Regions from separate parts of the Homo sapiens genome. Here region 1 is linked to region 2. The links are chromatin contacts, found by Hi-C or POLR2A ChIA-PET in ENCODE. All regions are on one chromosome and are shown on one strand. The core of a region is the stretch at or near the end of the contact, and the rest is flanking DNA. Distances in the headings are between cores, read along the strand shown.

Region 1 (4,133 bases), core at 967-3,466, 130 kb after region 2:
AGGTCTTCTTTAATTTTTTCAGCAATGTTGTTTGGTTTTTCAGTGAAGAGATTCTACATATCTTTTGTTATATTTGCTCCTAAATATTTTAAGGTTTTGGTGCTACTGTAATTAACATTTTAAAAAATTCATTTTAAATTTTATGCTGCAATTATGAAAACATACAATTGGTTTTTGTATCTTAATCCTGCATCCCATAACCTCATTCTTATTCACTTATTACTTCTAGCAGTTGTTTTGTAAATTCCTTAGAATTTTCTACAATGACAACCCTGTCATCTGCAGAAATGGACAATTTTACTTCTTTGTCTCCAATCTTCACTCCTTTTATTTCTTTTGTGTGTGTGTGTGTTTATTACACCATGGAGGACCTTCATAACAATGGTAAATAGCAGTATCAATCCAAGAATCCTTATCTTGTTTCTGATCTTAGTGTGAAAGCATTCAATATTTGCCATCAGTTGTGATGTTAAGTGTAGGACTGTAGTCTTTTATTAAACTGATGAAGCTTTCTACTCCTGGTTGCTGAAAGTTTTTATTATGAATAATATTGAGTCTTTTTGAATGCTTTTTCTGTATCTATTAAAATGGTCACATAGTTTTCCTCTTTTATCCTGTTAATAGGATGAATTAGATAGATTTTTTTTTCACTTTACACCCATCTTGTATTCCTGGTATAAATCCACATTGATCATAATCTATTAACCTTTCTATATGTTGTTGGATTTGATTTGCTAACCTTCCGGAAAGTATTTTAGTTTCTGCTCATGAGGCATGTTATTCTGTAATTTTTTTGGTAACACATTTTTGTTAGGTTTTGGTATTAATGTCATGCTGGCTATAAAACATGTTGGGAAGCATTTCGTCTTCAAATTTCGGAAAGATTTTCTGTAAGATTTCATTACTTCTTCTTTGAATGTTTAAATGTTGATATCTACGGTGGACGGTAGCTCGGATCTCAGTTTAGACACTTTCAATCTGCCCCTACATGCATGACTCAGGGTCCAGAGACTTTGTAGAATATACACAAAGAATTTGGTGTTTCTCTTATTTAGCTCTCTCTTTTTTTCCCCTAGGATTCCCCCTCACTCTGTGGTGGCTCTGGTTACTCTGAGCGTTTTCAAATGGTTTCTCCTGCCCAAAAGAGTATGGGCTGTCTGTCAGAATTTTAGCCATATCATGAAACCGTTTTACTAAACTGTGGCTACCCTCCAGAAACCAACAGAAATGAAAAACTTCATTGGAGTTGCTTCCTCTAAGTTTCAACTCCCCTCCAAAAACCTACTTGCTTCTGTGCACCTCCAAAGCCCTTGGGTAGTTATTTTATTTGTTATTTATAGTTATTTGCAGGAGACTTAGTTTGTTAGGAGCTTATTCCTCCATAACTAAAAGAGAAACCCACAGTAACTTTTGTATTAAGTTCGAAACCAATAACTATATATTGTTTAGATGTGTGTATTATAAGAAGCATCTAAATAAGCAAAAGAATGAAAAAAACAAAATTCAGATTAATGTATACCTGGAAAAAGAAGGCAGGAGATAAGAAACGAGAAAGCACATAGATAAACACAAATTATTGTCAATGTTCTAGTAATCAGGCTCTCTGTGGGTTAATGGATGTTCACTACATTACTCATAAATGGAAAAATAACATGATGATAACAAAGGCTAGGCACAGACCAATGATGGCAATGCATCATAAACAAAGGATTTTGATTAATTTACTTCTATCCATCTAAAAACAAATGTTGTCAGTATCCCCATCTTGTTCCTGGACTCCTGAAAAGGCTCTAAACCAACAAGATTCTGAGACGCTGTAGTCACAGGGTCTATGAAATGGCTAAGGATTTATGAGATTCATTTATAGGTAAAATTTATGAACCATTCAAATTTAGGCATGTCTTAGACACGTGGTTAATAACAACGAAACACCTTAAATAACGTTGTCGTTTTGAACGGAAGAAGGAGGAAAACCATGCCTGTGTGTAGTGTTGTGGGTTTTTTGTTGCTGTTCACAATATGAGCAGGCTGTTTGACAGAGAAAAAAGTTCTTGATGCTTTAGAAGAAAGGAACAACAAGAAAAGACATTGAACTCAAGAATATTGAAGCAGTCTCAAAGCAGGAGAAAACTTCAGCTTGCATGCCTAAAAGCTTATCCACATGTCAAGGGCCGTGGGACATTTTCCCAGAGGGCCTGGACAAGAAGCCTCCCTGGTCTTCTTATCCTAAACTAGGCTGAATGGAACACCAGGGAATATGCTGGAGGGAGGGAGATCACACTGGCCAAAAGGGTGGAAAAAGTGATGCAATCAGAGAGCTCTTTCCCATCTCTAATTTTATGACTCTAAAAAGGAAAGAGAATTCAAACCACTTCAAAATAAGGTCACCGGAGACCTGACGTAGATGACTGGATCTGTTGAAAAATAAGTTTATAAAGATGCATTTTTCTGGTTGATAATTACATATAATGTCAAAAGATATCTCCACTTAGCTACTGCTTCATATCAAATATACAGTAAAATTTTAAACTAAAGCAGAATAATCTCTAGCAATTGAGAAGAGTAGGGGGAGAATCTACAAACAATAACACTGAAAAGTAAGGCTTCCCTCCCCAGCAACCAAAAGCTTGACAAATAAATCATGCCTGTTGTTTCATTGCTCAGGATATTTAAAATAGTGTAAGCAGAAAAGTCTCTTCCACCTGCTTGCTACAAGGTTTGATTTTGAGGATAGTGTACTCCCAAAGACATACCTCTAAAGGAAAAAAAAATACCATTTGATTTTCTTTCCATTTTTAAAATCTGATATCACTAATAATAAATTTTATGTATTTTTCCTAAGTCAAAGAGAGAAATACCTTATTAGTAGCTGTCTGTTGCTTACACTGAAACAGCCATAAGAACATATTTTAAAAGCTATGCCTTATAAAAGTGCCTTTTTTAGAAAATAAAAAAAAGAGAGAGAGACTGAGAAATTTGCTAATTGCTCTCAAATTCAAATCTCCAATCAACTGAACACAATTGTAAGTAAATAGGGCCTCTTTGGGGGAAGGTAATCCTAATTATGTGGCAAGCTACAGGGACACCCAAGTTTATGTCAGTAGCAGATTCTGATAAGATATGCACCAAAGGAATCATGTCTGGACTGTTTCAACTGGGAGGGTGTTGGTGTAATGTTGGTGTTTAGCTGTGATCTAGAGATCAGCAAAGGTCAGGCTGGACAAAACAGCGCCTAATGAAGCTTCTCGTGTTTGGGGTGAAAGAGCCACAAAGCCTTTCAAATTAGCAGCTGAATCCTGACACTCATTAGTGATTATATATGCAAGGGCTGCATCTTCAGCCCCAACCAGTGAAACAGCCTAGACGCTCTGCATACACACAAAAGAAATAAAGTACGTACAAACATAAAGAACTAGAACCTTTTAAATGCCTTTCCCTTCACATTCTGACATTTTCTTTTCTTTCTTTTTTTTAAATATTAATGACAGGACTGCAGTGTGCTTACCTTCCAATTTCATGTTAAAATAATTACCATCGCCGTGACTAAAATGAGACTTTCAGTTTTTTATTTTAATCAAGGAAGGTCTAGTCAGAAATTGCTCTGCTAAGTTCTGTACAAGACATAATACACTCTTGTTAACTAACAAAGCCAATAAATCAAGCTGAAGCACTTATTAAACTATCTCACAGGACTAAATTTATCACTGATGACAAATTTAATTTGGAGTTTTGAGACTTTGCTCCTTGCATATACTTCAACAGATTTTTTGGAGGGGGCAGCTATTTCACAAGTAATGAATGCTAAATTTACTTGAAATTTTTAGAGATGTAAAAGACAACTTCCAATAAAAACTGTGTTCTTCCTAGAGTGTCGCTATCACTAGAAAAAAGTTATGCATTTCAATTCCTTTCCAGTGACGCTATCCTTTGCACATTAGAGTTAGGAGAATTTTTTAAATGGTGATAATGAGCATTTTACAAAGCAATTTATAACTATCACTCAGTTAGCCCACACTCTATCTCCACAGGTAGGTCAGTTTTTGTCCCTTGATAATGAAGATAAGAAAATTGAGATACAGAGTTTTCCCTACATAACAGGTAGAATAATTTTAATCTGTGGCAAGGTCATTTGG
Region 2 (3,933 bases), core at 943-3,442:
TTCTGCATAAAATACAGGCCCTACAGTTTGGTGTATGAAAATAAATTTATTATTCCAAAATAGCTCCTGACCTCTCTAAATTGGATGATAGACTTTCCTATAGAAAATGTTGAAAAAGAAACATTTTCTAATTTTTTCAGTAAAAGTTTCCATCTCATCCCCAAAAGCTGTAATTGAAAAAACATGCTTATTTTTTTCCTTGTGTCTTTTAAAGAACTACACATAGATTTTAGGGTCAGTGCTCAACTACAAATTCTTGGCAAACAAAGCCTCACACTGTGTGACATACCGACAACCCATGTTGAGAGGCTCCTTACACCTCTTGATGGGTGGGTGGATGGATGGATGGATGGATGGATGGATGGGTGGATGGGTGGATGGGTGTATGGGTGGATGGATGGATAGATCAATATATCAATTGACAGGCAGGCAGGCAGACACATCCAGTTGGTTCCCTTTCTCTGGAAAACCCTGACTAATACAGTAACCTAATTTGTTTCTATTTCAACTTGGTTCTCAGGTCCTGGCTCTAAAAATCAAATAAATTATAAACTATTAGATTGTTTGCTGTATCTGGCCTTAGATGAGTCAATAAAATATATAGTCAGTCATTTTTTACTCCTTTCTCTTGTTCATATTATCAAGTCCATTTGGTCACTGCTTGGAAAATTCTTGAATCTGCTTTGGGTTTTTGTTTTTATTTTTGTTTCCACGTCAGTTAAAGTCTGGTAGTGTTTTGCATGCCCAGTATCACTTCCCCTTCTGGAATTAGCACTCTGCAGTTGGCCTTTGAGAAACCACCCTTGTAGTCAGCCCATGTGGTTCAGATACAGTTGGCCTTACTTTGTGGTTGTAGGGTGGGTTTATCACAAGTCCTGGCCTTTGAGAATGTAGCATCTCACTAGCCTTAATGAATGTTAGAAGGGTGGATGTATGACTAGCCAGGTCAATCAAAGCCAATCAACTTCAGGCTTACTGAGACTAGAGAAGAAGTGATGCTTTTTTTCAATGAGGGTTGCTAAGTTTACAGGTTTAAGACCAGGCCTACTGGTGGCTAATCTTGGCACTAAGTGAGAATCTGCCTTAGAATGTAAACAACATACGTGAAAGTGGAAGCCAGAGACCAAGATAGATAGAATTTGGGTATCTCGATCCAGTTATGTCTGAAGTCAAACCTGGAATTTTCAGTTATGTGAGTCAATAATTTTGTCTTTTTGCACGATTGACCATTAAGTGAATACAAGGTAATGACTAGATGGAAAGTTAGCTCTACTCATTTGAGGATAAAAGATCAAGGGTAGAATGGCCTGTTTGAAACTCATGCCCTTGGGAACTTTTATCTTCTTTTTTTTTTTTTTTTTTTTTTTTTGAGACAGTCTCGCTCTGTCGCCCAGGCTGGAGTGCAGTGGTGCGATCTCGGCTCACTGCAAGCTCCGCCTCCCGGGTTCACACCATTCTCCTGCCTCAGCCTCCCAAGTAGCTGGGACTACAGGCGCCCAGCACCACGCCCGGCTAATTTTTGTATTTTTAGTAGAGACAGGGTTTCACCGTGTTAACCAGGATGATCTCGATCTCCTGACCTTGTGATCTGCCCACCTCAGCCTCCCATAGTGCTGGGATTATAGGCGTGAGCCACTGCACCCGGCCAGGAACTTTTATATCTTTTAAGGAGAGCAAACAGCTGTGACTTACCCCCACATCTTCAATCCTGCCCTGCAAAATCTTCTCATACCATTCTCATGGACCTTAACCTCCTTTAGACAAATGTAGCATGGCCTATGGTAATTTACCATGAGGGTCTGACATTCTGTAATAACAATAAGGCACTTGTAATTAAGTTACCAATTTAGGGTATTTGTATTGGTGTTACTTGCTTTTAAAGTGCTTAGCATGTTTGAAAATTGGAACTTGGACTTCTCACCCTCCAGAACTGTAAGAATTAAATTTCTGTTGTTCATAAGCTAAACAGAGAATACTTGGATAATTTTCTCTGTCATCCTATGTTTCATAGCTAGAACTCAATCCTAGGTCAAATGAATATAAATTTTTAATAGCTGTATCTGAATTAAATAACTTGTCAGGCAGTTAAAGGCATATCATTGACTTAAATTTGTGGTTTATAACACTGCTAGCAAAATGAAGTTAAAGCATCAACAGCTCCTGTTCTTCTTCCCTTTTACCCTTACAGGACTCTCAGTTCTGTGGTGTGAAAGAGGGGAAGGTGAAACTGGTTCCTGCCAAACAAAAGGGAACTCAGCACACACCTCAACATTTTCTATATGTCATTTCCAGAAATAATGATGCCAAAAAAAAAATCAAATGCATAATGACTTTCTGATACTTGACAGTGTATTTTATAAAGCTGGATATTCTTAATCATTTGTGATACAGGGATATTTAAATGCTTTCATCTTTTTTGATATTTTAGTGTATTGACATTTTTTAACTTTTTTTCAGTTGAAATTACATAAAAATATAGAGTATATTTGGTTAGACGTTCATAGGTTCACCTATTTCTGAGGTTCCTGCTTCAAAACATCTTTATGGTGATATCGACTTTCTTGAAAAAATACACAGTTCTAAAATTGGATAAATTTAGAGAAATAATTTGGTTTGCTAAACCTTGGCTATTAGCCAAAATTTGGGTGAAAATAAAGTAGGACACTTTAGAAAATGAAATTGTTTTTATACTTTATATGTTAGTCCTTTTAGGCTGCTATAATGAAATGTCATAGACTGGATAGCATACAATCCACAGGAATTTGTTCCCCACAGCTCTGGAGGCTGGGAAGTCCAAGATCAAGATGCCACCAAATTCAGTGTCTAGTGAGGGCACTTCCTGGTTCATAAACAATGTCTCTTTGCTATAAACCTCTCACAGTGGGAGGGGCAGGAGATCTTTCGGGAGCCTCTTTTATAAAGGCACTAATCCCATTCATGAAGGCTCTGTCACCATAAGCTAATCATCTCCCAAAGACCCCACCTCCTAATACCATCACTGTTGGCGTGAGGATTTCAATATATGAATTTTGGGGGAACAAACATTCAGACCCTAGCAGATATTACCACATTTCTTTATTCCACCTTTCCTAATAAGTGGCTATTTTTATCATTTCACAGATGAGGAAACTGAGAGCTAAAGAATTTAGATAACTTGCCTAGGGTCACATAGTTTATCAGTGGAAGAGAAGGGAATCTAAATAGATTGTTTGACGCCAAAGTTCCAATGCTGGTGGATATTTTTCTATTCTTCTTTGACCATTCATCTTATACATGTGAAATTCTTTCTGTTCAGGATTCATTGAAGCTATGTGATTCTGATGACTTAGGTATTATTGCAGTTTGGTTACTTAAGGTGTGTCCTGGAAGTAAAGATTTTGCCCACTTCCATGCCCACCACTCAGCCAGCTCCATAAACATGGATGGAATATGTTTCTCAGCCAATTCTAACATGTCTTTCTGTTTTCGTTCTGAGAAGTCACAGTGAAGAAGGTGTACACTTAGTGACAACAACAGCTATTTATTGTGTGTTTGGATACATAATCGAATTGTACTTTTGTCCTAACTCTTAAAAAGCCTTTGTATCATTGTTCTACCATAAAGACACGACACATGCATGTGTATGCTCATTGCAGCGCTATTCACATTAGCAAAGACATGGAATAAATCTAGATGCCCATCAACAGTGTACTGGATGAAGAAGTGTATTGGGACATATACATGATGGAATACTATGCAGCCATAAAAACAACAAAAAGAAGTGTACTGGGACATACACACGATGGAATACTATGCAGCCATAAAAACAACAGTATCATGCCCTTTGCAGCAACATAGATACAGCTGGTGGCCATTATCCTAAGTGAATTAACACAGGAACAGAAAAGCAAATACCACATGTTCCCACTTATAAGTGGGAGCTAAACATTGAGG

Evidence for each region. Hi-C counts contacts between places; a loop is a spot of excess contacts on that map. ChIA-PET counts read pairs that join two places held with the same protein, here RNA polymerase II (POLR2A). Pooled maps may share reads with other maps.
Region 1: a map of heart left ventricle shows a loop between it and region 2 (4-fold over the local background). The contact joins two enhancer-like sites. A Hi-C loop is called at or near these places in 2 of 168 maps with a recorded cell type or tissue (CD14-positive monocyte and heart left ventricle) and 1 of 50 pooled maps. POLR2A ChIA-PET finds 5 or more read pairs at or near these places in 1 of 52 experiments (T-cell).

Annotation. Positions count from the first base shown.
Region 1 is chr11:30,476,880-30,481,012 of GRCh38, forward strand. All of the region lies in intron 4 of MPPED2 (metallophosphoesterase domain containing 2), which reads right to left. Among named protein-coding and RNA genes, the nearest start is that of MPPED2-AS1, 110 kb to the right of the region's middle. Within about 2 kb of position 2,217, at least 8 of the 41 ENCODE cell types and tissues checked have a DNase peak (open chromatin) inside an H3K27ac peak, as active enhancers do.
Region 2 is chr11:30,342,064-30,345,996 of GRCh38, forward strand. No RefSeq gene overlaps it. Among named protein-coding and RNA genes, the nearest start is that of ARL14EP, 21 kb to the left of the region's middle. RefSeq lists a silencer at 905-954. Within about 2 kb of position 2,193, at least 3 of the 41 ENCODE cell types and tissues checked have a DNase peak (open chromatin) inside an H3K27ac peak, as active enhancers do.